2 separate regions of the Homo sapiens genome follow, and region 2 is linked to region 1. A link is a loop called in an ENCODE intact Hi-C map of the cell type or tissue named here. Cell type or tissue: dorsolateral prefrontal cortex. All regions are shown on one strand. Links, peaks and the distances in the headings refer to the core of each region. The heading gives the core; the rest is flanking DNA.

What was found. A loop is a pair of places that touch in the nucleus more often than their neighbours do. Peaks named below come from ENCODE experiments on the same cell type or tissue, not always from the same donor. Only the 100,000 strongest peaks of a DNase experiment are listed, where the experiment ranks them.
Region 2: a loop joins it to region 1, with 2.3 times the contacts of the local background. A loop is called at or near these places in 2 of 110 quality-filtered maps.

What each region holds. Positions count from the first base shown.
Region 1 is chr18:57,208,404-57,213,783 of GRCh38, reverse strand. No RefSeq gene overlaps it. Among named protein-coding and RNA genes, the nearest start is that of LINC02565, 40 kb to the right of the region's middle. RefSeq lists enhancers at 3,708-3,817, 2,746-3,945. In dorsolateral prefrontal cortex, for the core only: no CTCF peak of the experiment used is centred there; a DNase peak (open chromatin) is centred at 3,273; H3K4me3 peaks cover 1,072 bases; H3K27ac peaks cover 1,068 bases; H3K27me3 peaks cover 401 bases.
Region 2 is chr18:57,342,705-57,348,084 of GRCh38, reverse strand. No RefSeq gene overlaps it. Among named protein-coding and RNA genes, the nearest start is that of ST8SIA3, 7.2 kb to the left of the region's middle. In dorsolateral prefrontal cortex, for the core only: no CTCF peak of the experiment used is centred there; no DNase peak of the experiment used is centred there; H3K27ac peaks cover 2,183 bases.

The sequences.
Region 1 (5,380 bases), core at 310-5,309:
ATGAAGTGTGCAAGAAGAAATTGGTGAACAGAAGTTGTAACTAAAGATTTGGGGCAGGAAGAAAAAGAAACATTTAGCCTTGGAAGTACACATCAAATTATTCAGGATGCAAATACAGCTTAATGGTAGTATCCAAGGCAACTCTGGAGCAAGACTTCATAATTGCTGAATTCAACCAGGGTTCAATGAGGAGTTAAACACCAACCTATCCAAGTAAAAAAAAAAAATGGGGTAGCCAACCAGATAATCTCCCTCAACTCCACACTCACCCATGCATCATTCAGTTTCATCTTAGTCTCAGGGAGTCCCTGCCTCCTCCCATCTCTGCCCTGTAACACGCACACACATGCACTATCATTTTTTTTGCATATTACAGTCAATCAATAAATCTACTGTATTTAGAATTACAGGGTTGTAAAGCTAGAAGAGATCTTGGGTATCATCTTAGTCAAACTCTCCCATTTTACAAATGATGGAACTGAGGCGCAAAAATCATTAGTGACCTGCTCAGAGTCAAATTTGAACTACTCAGTTGTAGACCTCAGAGGAGAACTTAAGGTACCATACTCCAGTGTTCTTTTCAGTCTACTGTATTGCATTGTTAATTCAAGAACACAATGAACACCCAGCGTGAGCACATGATGAGAGCCTGTGTCTACAAAAAATACAAAAATTAGCCAGATATAGTGGTTCACACCTGTAGTCCCAGCTACTTGAGAGGCTGAGGTGGGAAGATCACTTGAGCACGGGAAGTCGAGGCTGCTGTGAGCCATGATCACACCACTGTACTCTAGTCTGGGCAACAAAGCAAGACCCTGTCTCAAAAAAAAGGAAGAAAAAAGAATACAATGAACAGGTTTTCTTTTGAAGTGACGGAAATGTTTTGGATCTAAATGTGTTAGTTGCGCAACAATATAAATGTACTAAATGCCACCAAATTGTATACTTTAAAATGGTTCAATTTACGTTCCGTGAATGTTCATGCTGATAGAAAAAATCATTACAAAAAGAATATGATGAGAATTAATTATGTCAGAACCCATTATTAATTGTACACAAATAAGTCCACCTGAACAGCATTAACCCCTAAGGCCAACGTTACTAATTCAGTCCCCCAAAATCATGGTGGTCTGCTGCACGACACTGGGTAAATAAGGCTCAATGTGTTGGCTTTCATCTCTTCATTTTAAGCCCAGCACTGTTGTTTCCACGGTACTGTAATGTCAGGGAATTATATTTAAGCCATTCTTAACTCCTCCAGCCCACATTGATCTTTCCCTTCTCTGAAACTCCAGCACTTATAACCTAAACTAGATGATTTAGAACTTAATTACGTTCTATCTTGTGCAGTTCTTTAATTGTTTGATGTAGGATAATCTTGTCTTACGATAAGACTGTAAGAACTTTGAAGTTAGAGACTCTTGTGTTAAATTTATTTATTAATGCATTCATTCATGAATACATCTAAAACCACTTTTCACCACCTATTGTGTGCCAGGTGCTTAGAGAACAAGACACATCACCCAACAACAAGGAGCTTGGTGTCTGTGAAATCTCCTCTGTGCCTGGCATGATGAAGGAGCATGGTACTTCAGCATCCAGCCTTAAAACTGAAAGACTTTGTCTCACTACAGATTCTCTTTTCTTGGGTTCCCTATTTCAGGTCTCAGTGAGAACATCAACTTTCCTTCTCAATCGCTTTTCCATGGCCCTTCTTTTCTTCATTCCCTCTGATGCTCCCTGGTGGGAGCTTTGCAGGAGCTTTCAGACAGATCTCCCTGCTTGTCCACCCACTGCTAACTCCACCTCCCTATTGCAACAAGAAAGATCTTTCTCAAACTGTGCTGTGAGTCTATCACTCCCTTATTATAAAACTTCCCACTGGTTTCTCTGTGTGCTTAAGAGAGATGAAGCCCAACCCTCTGTCAGGCTTGCAACACCCTTTGTTTTTGCACCCTTCTGATTTATCCAGCCTCATCTTTCCCTGTTTCCCCCATCATCCATCATCCAAGCTCCAGCCATCCTAAACTTTCTGCAGTTCCTCATCCTATGCCCAGCCTCTGATCCTTTGCACATGTTCTTCCTTCTTCCTGCAGCGCCTTCCTTTCTCCCCTATCTCCTCTGCCTGCTAACTAACTCCAGCTCATTTTATTGGTTTTAGCTTGGACATCACTTCTTGCTCACTGGCCTCTCTCAGGAGCTCGGAAGTCCTTCTGCATTTTCAGCTTCCCATGCCAACACCTTTATCATACTGCATTAGAATGTTCTGTTTCCTTGTCCATATCTCCTTTCATCTTCTATACCAATTGTTCCATGAGGGCAAGGACTAGGTCAGCTCGTTTATGGCTGTCATCCCACAGTCTAGCATATAATAGATGCCCAGTGAACATCTGTTGAAGTAACTGAATTTGATTATATTGAAGATATGATTGCACTAAAGAAAAAAGATACTAATTGTGTCAGAAGCATTTTGAACCAGTGTGACTCCATCTTGTATAGGGGCTGGGTGAAATAAGGCTGAGACCTACTGGACTGCATTCCCAGGAGATTAGGCATTCTAAGTCACAGGATAAGATAGGAGGTTGGCAGTGAGGGTGACCAGAGGTCACTTTCATCACCATCTTGGTTTTGGTGGGCTTTGGCCAGCATCTTTACCACATCCTGTTTTATTAGCAGGGTCTTTGTGACCTGTATTTTGTGCCAGCTCAGACTGCAGTGAAACTGCTGATTTTCCCTTACACGGTTGCCTGGTGGGTTGCAAGTGAGAAATCCAAGATCAGGCTCCAGGAGGGTGTGGTGGAAACCACAGAAAAAGCCTGGAGCCTTTGCACAGGCCAGGGAAGAGTGAGGAGGGGAAGGCACTGAGATTGGGGTGGAGTACCCAAGGAAAAGTCAAAGGTCAAAGTCCTCTCTTTCACTCTGTGATATCTAGTCCTGATCACTCACAGAAGTCTATTGAACTCAGTGACACTTTGTGCAGTGTCTGCCCTGCCCTCAGGTAATCATGGGAAAACCCCCAAATTCCCTCTCAGGTTTGGTATTTTATGGAATGCTAAATACCAAGGCTGAAGATTTTCGCATAGGATTGTAGGCAGGATAAAATTCTGAACTCAGGGTTCAGGACTCCCCTCATAGTACAGACCCTGGGGCAAAAGAATGTCACAGGACTCGCTCTTGGCACAAAGAAGGTTGATTTTCTTCATCATGAGAAGCTACACTTTGCCCAGTGCGGAGGAAAGGCTTGCAGACACTCCCTCGGCGCCTGCTGGTCCTGGCTAGGAGGAAGATGAGTCATTGTGCATTTTTCCCTGAGCTGGAGGCGGAGCTGACTGAGCAGTCCCAGCTCCCGCACAGCTTTCAGAAGGGGGACCTGCACACATCCTGCCAGCTTAGCCCCTTAATCACCTAAGGGATGTCTTAAGGTCTAGCTTGTTAATGCCCGCTCTTTCCTATTCCAAATTATTGCCTACCTCTGTTTTCTTGGTTTTGGTCCTGCAAAGTCAGGGGTTTGTCACCAAGGGACTGTCAGCAGGGAGTGTGGCCTCAGTGAGTTGCAGATTCACTTAGGGATGTCCCCAGCCCTCAGAAGTGAGATAAAGAGCAGCCCTAAGCGCTTCTCCTGCCGCTTCTCCACCTCCCCGACTAGTAAATTGCTCAGAGGAGAGATCAATGGGTCCGAGAGAAATTTCATTTCTCTTCCTCCCTCCGTGGGGTGTCTTTGCTGCCGCATCCTCCCGGCTGTAAATGCAATTCAGGAACTGGCTACAGTGAGCGGTGGGTGTGAGAGAAGGAACTCTCAGCATGAGCCAGAAGGGGTTTTCTTTTACCTTTGTCAGCATTGCACCTAATGATACCACGATGTGCCATTTTACATCACGGCATGTCAGAAATCAATGGGCCACCTGGGCGGTTGGCAGGTGGGGAGACAGAAACAGAGACCGCATCTTGGCAAGCTGGGGGAAAATGAAAGCTTGACTCGGCTGTGCCAGGGGCCAGGCCTTTTTGCTTTAAATCTCTCTTATCGTAGCCCCACAACACAGGAAGAAATGCTTATCTGCTTAATGCTTGCTTTCCCCCACCAAGTGGTAAACTGCAAGAGGATAGAGACTGTAAATAAATGAATGAATGAAAGAGATAGCAATGGGGAGAGATGTAGGACATGAGGGTCCAGTTCATTTCATGTCGTGTAAACAGAAATAATTATTTTAATTTTCAATATACTTACATGGCAACTAAACTTCTTACCATAAAAAATAAAGTGATATCTGTACAAAACATAAACCATTAAGTCCATGAATAATTCAGTCTGTCTTGGGATGATTTGTCTGTGCATTGGAAATTTGGATTAACTGCCTTCATGCCCAAACTGACTGCAATGGCTTTGTATTTTGATCTCATATACATGTTGCTTCTGGGTTAAGTAGATACATCTTGGATAGGACTGTTCATTCTCAGAAATAAACTCCTGATCTCAATCATTTAGAGAAAAACGCTTGGAGACGGTTCAGTCCTGCTCAAGAGTAGCCCTGCCACATCAAACTTCCAGGAATGCCAAGTGGGTCGGTATAAAGATTTGATCCTGTTGCGAATTGGAGCTGGTCCTGTACAAACAGTATGGCTAACTACTGCACAAGCCCACCAGACCACCACTGGTCTCCAAATCTCAGCTTTTCTCGGGCTCCTGCACACTCACCACACCATCTGCTCTTTCCTTCTGAGTTGAGTCACCTGCTGACCCGATGCATGGAGATTGGACCAAGTTCCCATGAATTATTTTCACCACGTGGTGAAAATATTTTCAGGAATGGGCACAACACTTTTTTGTGATTGTTCAGCTTCTTTGCACAGGGCATTTTGACAGATTTGTGGTTCTTTTTTTATCTGCTATATTTCTGCTCAAGAAAGAAACATTAAAACTGTCACATGGCCACTGAGTAGCAAAGAGCCCTCGTAGACTCCTTTTCTTCCTATCCAATCTTGCACCCTCACCCTCCTGCCAACCCCTTCCTGCCTCACCTCTCCTGGGGATGAACAATGGCATGGCCCTTGCAGAGGTGGTCAGGCACCCTTAGGGGGTTACCCAAATGAATCCCAAAGGTTCTACTTGCCCCATGTGCCAGCCATGGAGCCTGGACTCTTATTTTGAGATTCATTCCTCCATCACTGGTAGAGTTCAGGGTCTCTAGCATGGTTCTGTTATATCTTCCAGGGAACAGCTCAGCCACTTGCCTTCCAAAGTGACAGCCCATGGAGGAATGGGCATGAACTTTAGGGAGAATGGGTAATAAGAAAGAGGCTTGCCAGGAAGACCAGGGCTGTGGGCAGTGGTGGGGGGGCAGCTGGAAAAGAAAGAAGGCAACAGGTACTACAAGGAAGAATG
Region 2 (5,380 bases), core at 121-5,120, 130 kb before region 1:
AAGTTCACAGAGAGGAGTGACTCAATGTGATTTGCACTGAATGGATGTCAAAGCAGCTGGAGCCAGGCCCGTGGGGAGGTGAGACACCAGCTGCTCCTGCGGATGTCAGCCGACGCGCCTCGTGGCCCTGCAGTCTGTCCACGTGCTAGAAGCCCCAGTGTGCCTTAATTTATCAATGAACCAATTGGCCATTTTATTTTATGAGACACCCCTGAATAAGGCATCAGGGAGTTGACTTTCAGGAGGGCAAGTGACCCCTCCCAGGCAACACAGAGATCATCGTGTGGGGAGCTCAGAGTGAGTCCACTGAGGAGCTGCTCTTTGGCTGCATGTGACCGGAGTCCTTTCTGCCGGCTGTTGCCTAACACCTTGATTTCTAATAAGTCTAACAGAGGACTCAGAGGAAGGGTCTTGGAGTCTTCTGGATTTGCACCTCCTATTTCCCTACAGAAGATAAGCAGTCTACGAATTCAATTGTGGGAAAATTCACTGTGGTCAGAGAAAGTGTCATAAAATCTCTCAGATGAAACAGAGGCATGAAAGTTTCCAGAGATGGAGGTGGAAAGAGAGGACGGGGCAGGGAGGGCAACAGAACTGAACAAAGATGTGGAGGCAGAAGAGGGCAAGTCTTGACAGGAGCCAGTAAATAGATCAGCCCCCTTGGAGTAAAGTCAAAACAGCCAAGATATGTAGGGCACTTAGGTGCTAGGGCATTGTAGATATTATCTATAATCTTTGCCCCACTCCTATGAGGAAGGTATAAAATTATTCTCACTTTATAGTTAAAGAAATTGACATTAAAAGAAGTTAAGGACTTGCTCAAGGTAAAGCCCCTCTGGCTGGAAAGCCCACCCTTTCTGCTAATCCACACTGTGTGTAAGTGAGTCCCAGGTCAGAGAGCTGGAGATGTGTACAGGCCTGCGGAGGTTGAAACAATCATGTTTTGGCAGTGAGAACTACCATTGCTTCTACTGACAATGATGACGATGATATCATCCAACACTTACTGCTCACATGCTATGTGTTGAGTGTAACACTGGGCATTTTACATAACTGATCTCATTCAATCTCTATTCCATTCCCCTGAGGATATAATGACCACCACCATTTCAAGAGTTCAGAATCAGGCTCAGTGAGGTTGACTTTATCAAGGTCATATTGTTAGTGTGTTCCAGAAGAGGATTTGGCCCCAGTGTGTTTCACTGGTACTCCAGAGCCCAGAGGAAGAGGGGCTTTCACCTTCTCCCTTATTCATTGTGTCTCAGAGTTCCTGAGGAAGGGAGTGCACGTTGGCAAGGGTAGAGGGGTTGGGGGCAACAAGGAAAGGACCAGAGTGGTACATAAGATATGCAGAGGCCTCCTGTGGTCCCTGGAGAAAGCTGAGTAAGGCAGGAGCCTGGGAAGGGAGGGCTAGCAATCCTGTGCAGACGGCCCTGAGACAACCTCTTATGTTCATTGTATCCTTTTAGTGCCAGCACAGCACCCACCTAGTGCTCAGTGTGAAAAGAAGTCAGGGAAGTTTGCTGTACGGCATCCCTGAGGTCCAGGCCAGGGAGAAGGTCAGCATCCAGTACTGATGGTGGAGAAAGATCTGCTCCACCGGGATGGATGAGCTGACTCGCTTATTGAAGAGGCCATGTTTAATTAAATTAAGTGGTTAGATTAAGTTAGATTAATATTAATACATGCACACAGTACAAAATATAAAGCCAAGGAAGGATGCACTGTGAACAAACGCCCTCCCACTGTTATCTCTCAGGGCCTCAGTTACCCTCCCAAGAAGCAGCTGCTGTTGCTGTCCGGAGATGATCTATGCATCAGATACTAAGCATATGAGTATGTATTCATTTTTAAACATAAATGCTGAGACCAGTTTAAAATGATATTTACTTCAGGGTTTTTTTTTCTATATCTCTACAAAAGACATTTTGCACAACATTTTAACATTTCAGATGTTTGCACTGATTGCATTTTCTAGAAGCTGGGGAATTACTCATTTTGCGCCTACAGACGAATGCTTCTCTTAAAGCTCAGTGAAGTGTCTGTATGTGAAAGGAATATGGAAACTTCAAATAGTCTTTTTCTTCATTGAATAAATAAAATATATTTGGAAAGCCATCTTCAAGCTTAAGGCTTTTTGCAGCCTAGTCCCTAGGAAATGGTTTGAAAGGAGCTATTATGCTCAATCGTGTTAATCTCCCAGACCCTTGCATAGAATTTTGACTTTTCAAATGTTAGCAGCGATTACTTTTTCTAGAAGCTGAGGTATTATACTTGGAGAAGCTACTTGAAAAATAATCTTACAGTTTAGTTTTAAGCTATTGTGTCTCTTCATTGCACCAACTGTGTGTATAGGCAATCACCCACGGTTACAACAGCCACAATAACATTACTAGGTACTGTCAGGGGAGGTGTTTGAAAAAAATCTAATTTTAGCCTTCATCTTGAGTTTTGGGGCAGTTTTTGTGCCTTGTGCTTCTGAAACTGTGTCAACAACGTATCTTTGAGAGCAGGGGAAAAATACTCTTTTGTTTGTGTATGATTATAACGGTATAAAATGGTAACATTTCCATGCAGTTTTGAAAAATGTCCTGTCACTTGCTGATTTATTGATGAGTACTGCTTCCACAGATGAAACGATAGGAATTGTTGAAGAATAAACTGCTAAGCACTCCCTTCCCTGGGCTCTGGGCCCCCTGCTCCAATTATAAGCACATACTCCAGGCTGAGATTTCTTGTCTTGTGTTCACAGGGAATTCACATAGTAAGGAGGTCACCGGACTTTCTAATATTGAAAAACTCAGTCTCAGTAGCAGCAAAAAAAAAAAAAAAAAAAAAAAAAGATTGAGTTACACCATGTTTGACATTATGGCCCTGCATGTTCTATCTCAAATCATGCTCACAATAATGCTGTATGATAATATTTTTATTCTTTTCCATTAATATAGGAGAAAGATACTCAGGGAGGTTAAATAACTTGGCCAAGATAACAGCAGCTTTTTAAACAGTGAGATTTTAGTAAAGGACTGAATGACTACAGTATTATTCCTCATTTCCTCCCAAGCCAGAGATTTAGGCTCCCGTACCCTGGGGCATGAAGGATCCTTCTTCAAAGTAGTTATTTGTCATTAAGAAAGGAGCCATGGACTTGGTATTTCCATTGGCTTATGTGCCCCTTTCTCCTCCTGGATTTTTACAAGGATGTTTGAGCACAGGGAAAGTGACTTCTCACTGGATAAGAAGATCCTTGTACCCTTGTGAAGCAACCTTATATCTTCATTTCAAAATCCCATTTTGTCCTGTGGTTTTACATGAAAAAAGCTCTGAGTCCTGTTGGAGGTGGTGTAAGATGAGGGGGTGGCTGGCTTTGGTGTCTGTACTTCGGTTTGGAGAAGGGCAGTTTTGAAGTGAGCCTTTCTGCTGGTGGAGAATGTAATTAGCACCTTCATCCTAATTGCAACCAGAGTAGAAGGAGCCAGGGCAGGCTCAGAGGAGAGATGGAGGTAACTGATCTTCCCGGGGATACCTCTGATGCTTTCTCCAGTTATCTGACACCTGGCTTCACTACTAGTTAGCAGTTTGTCCTTCATTTTCTTTTTGCTCTGAATTCAAGCTGCTAATTGGAAAAAAGAAGCTGAACTATTAGGTATGCTATTACCTTGACAAAGAATTGTATTTTTTTGGTATCTTCCCCTAAGGAAAATGTCAGCCTGAAAGTGAGTAGAAAGCACTTTGTAATCCTACTCTTCACATCTAAGATCATCTATGATTGAAGAAAGCCTCTCTCCTGGACCTTAGTCACCGCAAAGAAGTTCCATTTCTCACCTGGGTCCAGGTGTTACCCCAAGGGCAGTCAGAGTTTGCAGAAGATTGAGAGAAGTATTGCTTCGTTACTTGGAGACCCAGCATGGCATATATTATGTAGGTGGGCATATCCAAGTACTCAAATAGACCTCAAGGTGGTCACTGAAAAAAACTGCTGGGTTTGGCTCAGATCTTTGCCAATCCTTCCCCATCTGCCTGAGAAATCAGGCTCTTCAGATACTGCAGCATTGCTTGCTCTCACAGATGTCTCTCAATCTGTTCTGCTTTCCCTTTTCTCTATAACCACAGGGTTGACAATCTAATGGGGATCATATCACAGTAAACTTCCTTTTTAACCTTTACAGCAGCATCCTTCAACTGTAGTGTTATGCCAGAAGGCTGTGTTGTTCAGCAATTTTAGGCAAAATTTGCAAGACTATGGAAACTGCATCTATTATAGACCCAGTGCAAAGCTAGCTGTGAAAAAGCGAGAGTTGCAAACAGCATTAGACCTTTGGATAGTAGCTGTGAGCACTTATCAAAGGGTGCTGACTTTGTGAGCTCAGTGTGGAAAGGGATGCTGGTTCCATGTAGGTCTTTACAGTTGATAATCACTATCTTCAGGACCATCTTTGGGGAAAAAAATCTGACAACCATATAAATCTTACATTTTTTATAGCACTTCAATCTTTTTTCAAAGTACTCTCACATGTATTATCCCATCTTGACCTCCCAAGGAAACTGTGAGTTGGGCACAGCAAGTATTTCTATCCTGATTTCACAGATAAGACACAAAGAGGTTAAATCACACAGTAAGGCAGGAGACTGAGGCTAAACATCCATGTCTGATGTTAAGACTGCTAGTCTCTCTATGAAAAAAACACACCCTTCTTTTTAATCTCTGCAATTTAGCTTCTACTGCTATCACTCTACAAGAATCACTTCCTTATTTTCCTTGTCAGAGCTCCCTTAATTAATTATTTAAATTGACAAATCACACCTGTATATATTTATGGTGTACAACTTGATGTTTTATTATTATTATTATTATACTTTAAGTTTTAGGGTACATGTGCACAATGTGCAGGTTAGTTATGTATGTATACATGTGCCATGCTGGTGTGCTGCACCCATTAACTCGTCATTTAACTTGATGTTTTGAAATATGTACACATTGTGGAAAGGCTAAATGGAGCCAATGAACATTTGCTGGAATCCCTTTCTTTAAAGCAGTGTTTCTTGACTCTACCTGCCTCTTAGCATCATCAGAGTCACTGAAACATAATACTGGTGCCCAAGTCTCACTTCAGACCAATTGAGTCTGGATCTCGAAATTAGCTCCCAGGCATCTGTGTATTTCAAAGCTCCTCAGGTGATTCTGATGCACAGTAAGGATCAAAAACCATTGCTAGAAGCTTACCAATGGCAACCCTCATGTCAAATTTCATGACTTTTTCTTTGCTGCTAGCCTGGGGCCATTTGATACTAATTTCTTCTTTAAACTCATTCCTCTTTTGGCTTCCATAAAATGACACTTTCTCGATTCTCTGTTCTCCGATGGTGCTTTCCCTGTTTC